Linked DNA regions of Homo sapiens: region 2 is linked to region 1. A link is a contact called in ENCODE Hi-C or POLR2A ChIA-PET data. All regions are on one chromosome and are shown on one strand. The core of a region is the stretch at or near the end of the contact, and the rest is flanking DNA. Distances in the headings are between cores, read along the strand shown. Region 1 holds the start of KLHL12 (kelch like family member 12). Region 2 holds the start of RHEX (regulator of hemoglobinization and erythroid cell expansion).

Region 1 (4,800 bases), core at 175-2,674:
AAAATGAAACTTCAGGCCGGGCCCAACAGCTCACTCCTGTAATCCCAGCACTTTAGGAGGCTGAGGTGGGTGATCAGTTGAGGTCAGGAGTTTGAGAGCAGCCTGGCCAACATGGTGAAACCTAGTCTCTACTAAAAATACAAAAAATAGCCAGGCGTGGTGATGCGCGCCTATAATCCTAGCTACCAAGAAGGCTGAGGCCCGAGAATCACTTGAACCCAGGAGGTGGAGGTTGCAGTGAGCCGAGATCACACCACTGCACTCCAGCCTGGGCAACAGAGCGAGACTCTGTCTCAAAAAAAAAAAAAAAAAAAGAAACTTCAATTGAGGACCCATTACCTACACTGAATAATGGAAACCACGCAAGTTATCGATGGACTTACACTTGCTTAAGATATTGAAGCTCTTCAACAAGAGGGTATTCCTACTCTACATCTGTGAATGTCCATTACTGTTAAAGAATCGATATTGGAATCCAAAACTTTCTGAAATGATCCGGGGGGAAGGAAATCAAACTGTGGTCTCCAAAAGTCCACAAGTCACAATTAATCTTTCAACAGGAAAAATGAGATCCTAAATTCTCATCTACTTCTGTTTGTAGTTGGCATTTTACTCTATAAGCACTATAGATAATTCCTCCAACAACTCTGCAAGACCCATTTTACAGAAAAGCGGGTGATTCATCAAAGCATATGTTTTTCAAAAAGACTTAAGTCAACTTAGTTGCAACTCTAGGGGTGTAAAAAGGTCTAGAACAAATGTCCATTTACTATGAAGACAGCCCGGGGGGTCTTTTATCGTTTCCGTGTCAAAATGACAGTACCCCGGTGCAGAGTGGTCTTCCTTCTAGGGGATTCCTGCCTCAACACTCCAAGTCTCAGCATATCCTTCATCCTCACCCTTCTGAAGTGACCTATTTTCTAGAACTTTCGTTAACATCTGAATGGAGGGATTCCACTTCGGGAGATTCGGGGCAGGGAATGGGTAGTAAACTCGGGAAAGACTAAATTCTAGAGAAGGAAACGAAGTCCTTCCTCCTAATACCACCAGGCATATGGCCGCCACCGCCAGGTGGAGGTATCGGAGAGGGGCAGTTCAGGGGGAGAGTTGAGAGGGTGACCGAGGCCAGATGCCCCACCCCACTGCCAGCCTTCCTCCTCTGTTGGGCATGTCTCCCATTCCGCCTTGCAGGGAGACCAAGGATGGGGGGTAGGGCCATAACCCGGAGTTGACGGACAGGAAGGGAAGGGCTGACTGCCATCACTTCCGCGCAACTCACCTCCGCTCCCGAACCCACACAGCCGCACCGGGCCCGTCCCCAGCCTGTGGGGATGGAGTGCGGCGCGGGGCTAGCAGGCGGCTCGGGAGGAGCCGAAGCGCCGCCCAGACCCGGAGGCTCTGGAGGCTCTGGAGCCGTCCGGGTCTGGCCCCTGCGGCCGCGCGACGTGATGACGCAATGCAGCTGGAGCACCGCCCTCCCCCCGCTCCAGAGTCTGCGTCACGTGAGGAGGTGGTGTCACGTGACCTGTCTGTACCCTAGCGCGGGGCTTCTGTACGCTGCTAGGAAGCCGAATTACAAAAAGGTCGGGTGGGCAGGGAATGGTGGCTCACGCCTATAATCCCGGCACTTTGGCAGGCCGAGGCGAGCGAATTACCTGAGCTCCGGAGTTCCAGACCCGCCTGGGGATCACGGCAAAACCCCGTTTCTACAAAAAAAAAAAAAAAAAAAAAATTAGCCCGCACCGCGCCTGTAGTCCCAGCTACTCGAGAGGCTGACAGGAGGATCACTTGAGCCAGGCAGCAGAGGTTGCAGTGAGCCAGGATCGCCACTGCACTCCAGCCTGGGCCACAGAATGAGACCCTGTAAAAAAAAAAAAAAAAAAAAAATGTCCAGGCGTGGTGGCTCACGCCTGTAATCCCGGCACTTTGGGAGGCCGAGGCGGGTGTATTACTTGAGGTCAGGAGTTCGAGACCAGCCTGGCCAACATGGTGAAACCCTATCTCTACTGAAAATACAAAAAAATTAGCCGGGCGTTGTGGCACGCGCCTGTAATCCCAACTACTCAGGAGGCTAATGCAGGAGAATCGCTAGAACCTGGGAGGCGGAGGTTGCTGAGCCGAGATCGCGCCATTGCACTCCGGGCTGGGCGACCGACTGAGACTCTGTCTCTTAAAAAAAAAAAAAAAAGGCCAGGCGAGGTGGCTCACGCCTGTAATCCCAGCACTTTGGGAGGCCGAGACGGGTGGATCACGAGGTCAGGAGATCGATTCTGGCTAACACGGTGAAACCCCGTCTCCACTAAAAATACAAAAAAATTGGCTGGGCGTAGTGGCGGGCGCCAGTAGTCCCAGCTACTCGGGAAGCTGAGGCAGGAGAATGGCGTGAACCCGGGAGGCGGAGGTTGCAGTGAGCTGAGATCGCGCCACTGTACTCCAGCCTGGGCGACAGAGCAAGACTCCGTCTCAAAAAAAAAAAAAAGAAAAAAGAAAAAAAAGAAAAAACAAAAAAAAGGCTGGATGTTGTGGGGTCCGGCAGGGAGCCTGGGAATGTATCTACAGCTCGGCGATTGGCTGAGCCTGAGTTCCTCCCTACCGCTCACTAGGCAGGGCAGGCAGAGAGAATTCCAACGCTTAATATGCCAAGCATCTGATTGCAGCAAGTATGTTTTACCTTCCAGGTACTGAGGAACTTTTTGACATCGAGAAAACCCACAGAGGCCTCAAATTTATTCACGTCCATTGTCCACAATGGCCTTTTCGGGCCGAACAACGCTGCGGCGAGAATCCTCTGAGCCTTAGGATCCACAGACCTCAGTATATACTCTGCATCATAATGGGCCCTGTCATCACCACTGAATTGATTCTAAGGAAATTCTAATTGATTCAGGAAATTCTAATTTATTTTGGTGCACTTAGTGACTGAAAAGGCAAAAAGCTTAATTAGTTCAGCTTATCTGAATGTCTAGACAAATTGTGTTTGGTAATACTATTATGCTCTGTGAGCCCTTTGATTCTTTTTTTTTTTTTTTTTTTTTTTTGAGACGGACTCTTGCTCTGTCGCCGAGGCTCGAGTGCACTGGCGCGATCTCAGCTCACTGCAACCTCCGCCTCCCGGGTTCAAGCAATTCTCCTGCCTCAGCCTCTCCGAGTAGCTGGGAGTACAGGTGCACACCACCACGCCCGACTAATTTTTGTGTTTTTAATAGAGACGGTGTTTCGCCATCTTGGCCGGGCTGGTCTCGAATTCCTGACCTCGTGATCCGCCCGCCTTGGCCTCCTAAAGTGCTGGGATTACAGGCGTCAGCCACAGCGCCTAGCCCTTTGATTCTTAAGGGTACTAAAACCATAGCCAAGTGGGTAGCATTCTAAATTTACAACGTGTCCCCATCTTCCATGTCATACCTTCCTGATCTAAAACTGTCCCTGACTCACACATTGTAGAGAAGAATGCAAGATTGGTATATTATTGGGGGCATTTTGGAAATATTCGTCGATTTTAATAAAATTTTCCTTCACATATACTCGTGCACATGTAAAACGATGTATGTACAAGATTGTTAACTGCAGCATTGTTTGTAGATTAGATCAACAACAACATTAAATGTCCATTAATAGGGGACTGATTCAATAAGGTATAGTACATCCATAAAATCCAATACCATGAAGCTGTGAACAATTTATATACTCTATTATTGGTGTAAAAAGGTGGAAGATATATTCATATTTGCTTGTGTATGTGTAACATGTATTTGAAAAGACAAAGTGGTAACCTTGGTTTCTTTGGGGAAAGGAACTGTTTGGTTGTGAGACAGGGTGGGAAGGAGATTTTTGCTCTTTGTAATTTATTTTGCCTTTTGAATTTTGCTTCATATGAATTAAAAATAATGTTCAGAGCCTGGTGCGGTGGTGTACACCTACCTGTTGTCCTATCTGCTTTGGAGACTGAAGCAGGAAGATTGCTTGAGCCCCGAAGTTCGTGACCAGCCTGGGCAACGTAGCAAGAGCACGCCTCAAAATATATTTATATGTTCAATTTTTTAAAAAGTAAAAATAGGCTGGGCACAGTGGCTCACGCCTGTAATCCTAACACTTCGAGAGGCCGAGGCGGGCGGATCACCTGAGGTCAGGAGTTCCAGACTGGCCTGGCCAACGTGGCAAAACCCCGTCACTACTAAAAATAAAAAAATTAGCCAGTCATGGTGGCCTGCGCCTGAAATCCCAGCTACTCAGGAGGCTGAGGCCGGAGAATCGCTTGAACCCAGGGAGCAGAGGTTGCAGTGAGCTGAGATCACGCCACTGCACTCCAGCCTGGGCAACAGAGCAAGGCTCCATCTCAAATAAATAAATAAATTAATTAAATTAAATAAAAAGTAAAAATAATTCCTTGTTTTCAGGATGTAAAATAGTACTTTAATGATATTGCCTAATTCCTGACTGTTAAATTAAGGATTTTTCCAAATATGAGAAGGAACTTAATAATAAAAGAGGCTTTGTTTAGAGTATGCCTACTCCTTTTATTCACAAAATAAAAGATGGAGAAGTTGTTAGCAAGATTATCACACCAAAGGAACTAGTTCAGACTTCTGACTTTTTTCTTCTTTTATTTCCTCTTTTTTGTTAATATTTGTCGGTACATAGTAGGTGTATATATTTAGGGGGTACAGAGGGATTTTGATACAGGCATATAATGTGTACTAATCACATCACAGAAAGTTGGGTATCCATCCCCTCAAGCGTTTATCCTTTGTGTTAAAACAATCCAAGTATACTTTTAGTTATTTTAAAATGTACAATTCAATT
Region 2 (4,370 bases), core at 1,652-4,151, 3.1 Mb after region 1:
TAAATTAACTCCTAGATATATTAAGTGAAAAAGCAAAAGGCAAAACAAAGTATGTAGTACACTGTCATGTGTAAGGAAGACGCCTGTATGGTGAGTGTGTTTCTGTGTGTCTGTGTGTTTGCTCATGTACACATAACGTACACAATAAACTGGGCATGCTGGTTTCCTCCAGGGAGGAGAACTAGATGGCTGGGGTCAAGAGCAGATGAGCAGCTTTTCCAGGACTATCCTTTTGTACCTTTTGAATTCTAAAACCATCTGAATGTGACCTAATGAAACAAACACTTCAAAAGTCCCAAACTGAAAAGGTGATGATGTCCTCCCCTTACAAAATTAAAAATAAAAACAATTTTAACACTTAGAAAACCTATTCTCTAAAAGAATTCTCTGTATTTCCTGGCCAATAACACAATTGTTAGAAGAAATGTACAATGTACCAGGTGACATGTGGAAGGGGACAACAGAAGGGGGCAATGACAGGCACTTGTGAAAACATTTGCCTTTTTCTTGATCACGTCTTGTTCCTCTTCTCATCCTTGCTTCATTTCACAAATAGGGGAACTGAGTCCAAGTAAGTGAAGTGACTCATCCGTGCCACCTGGGCTCTTGGTTCCAATGCTTGCCTTGTTAGGGGATTTCCTGACTGCTCCTGCAGCTCTCTTTGCTAGAATGTGGTAAGAGTTGGGGGAGGAGAGGGTGGCAGATCCTCTTTCATTTGGCCTTAAGCACACCTCCCTCTTCGCCTCTCACCCTGAGCAGGGCTGGCGCCTGAGGCCGGTGAACACCTGTGGTGGTGGCTGTGGGACAGCATCTTCCCCTGCTCTTTCTCTTCCTTCTTCCCCTTGGCCACCCACACCCAGGCAGGTGTCCTCCCCAACCCCAGGACACTGCTCTTGGTGTTTCACAGGCACGTGTCCTCTTTTTCTGAAATTGACATTACCCAGTTCAACATCACCTACTTTACCGGAGTACTTTGGGCTCTTTCAAATCAATTTCCGCTTCGAAGGCTAAAGATTTGTCATCAGCTAAGAGGTTCAAAAGTCTGTGGTGTAGGCTCTCCAAAATTCTGGCAGAGGTCAGTTGACCCTGGCTTTTATGAAGGAGTCTTTGGCATTCATTCATTCATTCATTTATTGAAGAAATATGTATTGGACCTATTCATTGCATGAGGCACTTTCTAGACACTGGGGGTGAAATGTTGGCCAAAACAGATAAGGTCTCTGTTCTTATGAAGCTCACATTCATGTGATGAGAGGCTGACAATAATCAAGTAAACAAATAAATGATCAAGGTGACTTCAGATACTAATAGATGAGAGGGCGATGTGACAGATAGGGTCTGGGGAGCCACCTTTGAATTTGTGCTGAATTCTATCTGAAGATGCCTTCACTAAGAGAGAGGTGCTGTCTCCATGGCCTTTGAGGCCCTCCCCTCCAGTGGTGAGATTTTAACAATCTCCCCATCTGACAGGTTCCCATGCAGGAATGAAAGACATGGAAGGGAAGAGGGGGGCCAGCTCCCTGAGTCCTGTGTCCACCAGCTGCTGCTAAATACCTCTGAGAAACTCTGCTTCTATCTAAGGGGACCTACTTCTCTCGGGAATCTCAATACTTGGAACAAGAACCTCCTAGACGGACCCTTTGGCATAATGAATTGGACCAACTGTAGGTTCCAGGACTAGAGAGCCAGCAATGCCTCCATGAACAATCTCACCCAATTACTCTGCTCAGGTAAGACCAACTGAAAACTAGAACAATACAAATGGTGGTTATTCCTGTCTTCTGTTTCTTTGTTTGTTTTTGTGACAGGGTCTTGCTCTGTCACCCAGGCTAGAGTACAATGGTGTGATCATGGCTCACTGCAGCCTCGACTTCCCTAGCTTAAGTGATTCTCCTATCTCAGCCTCTCAAGGAGCTGGGACTACAGGCATGCAGTAGCACACCCAGCTAATTTTCGGATTTTTTTTTTTTAAAGTAGAGACAAGGTCTAGCTATATTGCCCAGGCTGGTCTCAAACTCTTGAGCTCAGGCGGTCCTCCTGCCTTGACTTCCCAAAGTGCTGAGATTATAGGCGTGAGCCACTGGGCCTGGCTCGTTATTACTGTTGAATAATAGTCTGATCACTGAGTTCTTAAACAACTCCATGAGGTAGGCATTCATATTCTGTCTGTTTCACAGATGAGGCTCAGAAAAGCTAAGTGTTTGTCCTAAGATCACAGTTAGGAAGTGTCTGAGACCCAGGTCACTGTGAGGGAAGAGAGAGACCCTCTCATATTGTTTTATATTGTTTTATACTCAGTACCTGTTTTAAGGAAAAACAACAAGGAAGTAAAACCAAAGACAGGCAGTCCGGCGCCAGGCCCGAAACCAGGCCTGGGCCTGCCTGGCCTAAACCCAGTAGTTAAAAATCAACTCATAACTTAGAAACTGATGTTATTCATAGATTCCAGACATTGTATAGAAGAACATTGTGAAACTCCCTGCCCTGTTCTGTTTCTCTCTGACCACCGGTGCATGCAGCCCCTGTCACATACCGCCTGCTTGCTCAAATCAATCATGACCCTTTCATGTGAAATCTTTAGTATTGTGAGCCCTTAAAAGGGACGGAAATTGTGCATTCGGGGAGCTCGGATTTTAAGGCAGTAGCCTGCTGATGCTCCCAGCTGAATAAAGCCCTTCCTTCTACAATTTGGTGTCTGAGGGGTTTTGTCTGCGGCTCGTCCTGCTACATTTCTTGGTTCCCTGACCAGGAAACGAGGTAACTGATGGACAGCCGAGGCAGCCCCTTAGGCGGCTTAGGCCTCCCCTGTGGAGCATCCCTGAGGCGGACTCCGGCCAGCCCGAGTGACGCGATCCAAAGAGCACTCCCGGGTAGGAAATTGCCCCGGTGGAATGCCTCACCAGAGCAGCGTGTAGCAGTTCCCTGTGGAGGATTAACACAGTGGCTGAACACCGGGAAGGAACTGGCACTTGGAGTCCGGACATCTGAAACTTGGTAAGACTAGTCTTTGGAACTTGCCCCACTCCATCTAGGTGGAAGTGTGGCCTGATCACCCACGACATGCCTGCATTGGCACTTCTGTTCTGGTTTTGACTTGACTTAGATTGTGTGATACTTTGGTTTTGGTTTTGGTTTTGACCTGGCTTGGATTTCTGGATACTCTGATTTTGGTTTTGATTTTGGTTTGGTGTAAACTGCAAGAGTGTGTATGCCCTTTTTACCTGTTTTTTTGTTTGTGGCATGTGTGTGGTGTGGGTGTGGTGTTTTGTCTCGAAGAAGCATGGGTCAGGTACAAATAAGCCCACCCCACTAGGAACTATGTTAAAAAAAAATTCAAGAAAGAATTTAAGGGAGATTACAGTGTTACTGTGACACCAGGAAAACTTAGAACTTTGTGTGAAATAGACTGGCCAGCATTAGAGGTGGGTTGGCCATCAGAAGGAAGCCTGGACAGGTCCCTTGTTTCAAAGGTATGACACAAGGTAACCCGTAAGCCAAGGCACCCAGACCAGTTTCCATACATAGAAAGTTACAGCTGCTTTTATACCCCCTTGCCCCGCCAACGTAGTTAAGAGAACAGCAGCATAAGCGGCTGGCAGAGGCAAGGAAAGACCAGTAGAGAGAAAAAAAGGCCATCTATACCAATTCTAAGTTAATTTAGACTAAACAAGGTCTTAATAGCAAAGGATAATTGAAATCCCAAACTTACAAGGTTTTCAACAAAAGTGAAGTTTGCTTAAAGTTAACAGTGTAACATGTATTATGGTAACTTCTAATCTTGTGGCCTTAGACAGTCTAGTCCAAAGGCATAAAGAAAGTTTGCTTTAAAAAAAAAAAAAAGGAATGGTTATCTTCAAAAAAAAAAAAAAGTGGGGGGAGACAGAATTTATGTAAAAAGAGTGTTATATGGTAAATTCTTGTCCTGAAATAAACTAACTGGTGTTTAAAGAAAAAAAATGTTTGTAATAAGTCAGAAAGTTGAGACACATTGAAGAATTGTCGGCAAAAGTCGTGAAAGAAAAAATGTTATAAAAAAATTTATGCAAAAAATGTTGTATAATTTAAAAGTAATAAGGCCTCCTGAGTACTATTAAAAAAACAGTTTATGTGCAAGGTGTATAAGAAAAGTAAAACATACCTTTGGTAAAAAGATTATAAAGGGGCATAAGAATGTGGATTTTTACCTACATTAAAAGGTTAAAAACAATTATTGTTTTAAAAGTTTAAGCAAGTTTTAAAACGTTAATTATAAAGAAAATTCTGTGTGTAAACATATTAGCTAAAGTTAAAAAGGTATCATCCAGTTTTTCTGTGAACTGGACATTAAAGTAAAAAATGCCACAGGTTTTTCTTAAAGCATCAACCTGCTC

What was found. Hi-C counts contacts between places; a loop is a spot of excess contacts on that map. ChIA-PET counts read pairs that join two places held with the same protein, here RNA polymerase II (POLR2A). Pooled maps may share reads with other maps.
Region 2: a pooled map shows a loop between it and region 1 (4-fold over the local background). The contact joins the promoter of RHEX here to the promoter of KLHL12 in region 1. A Hi-C loop is called at or near these places in 1 of 168 maps with a recorded cell type or tissue (ovary) and 1 of 50 pooled maps. POLR2A ChIA-PET finds 5 or more read pairs at or near these places in 1 of 52 experiments (endothelial cell of umbilical vein).

Annotation. Positions count from the first base shown.
Region 1 is chr1:202,925,810-202,930,609 of GRCh38, forward strand. It overlaps KLHL12 (kelch like family member 12), which reads right to left and starts at 1,425. Exons shown (of 12, transcript NM_021633.4): 1 at 1,280-1,425. RefSeq lists enhancers at 1,568-1,617, 2,694-3,195, 3,196-3,695.
Region 2 is chr1:206,050,272-206,054,641 of GRCh38, forward strand. It overlaps RHEX (regulator of hemoglobinization and erythroid cell expansion), which reads left to right and starts at 2,902. Exons shown (of 6, transcript NM_001007544.4): 1 at 2,902-2,994. It overlaps LOC105372857 (a long non-coding RNA gene), which reads right to left. Exons shown (of 3, transcript XR_922473.3): 3 at 3,172-4,370. RefSeq lists enhancers at 435-934, 2,298-2,537, 2,958-3,017.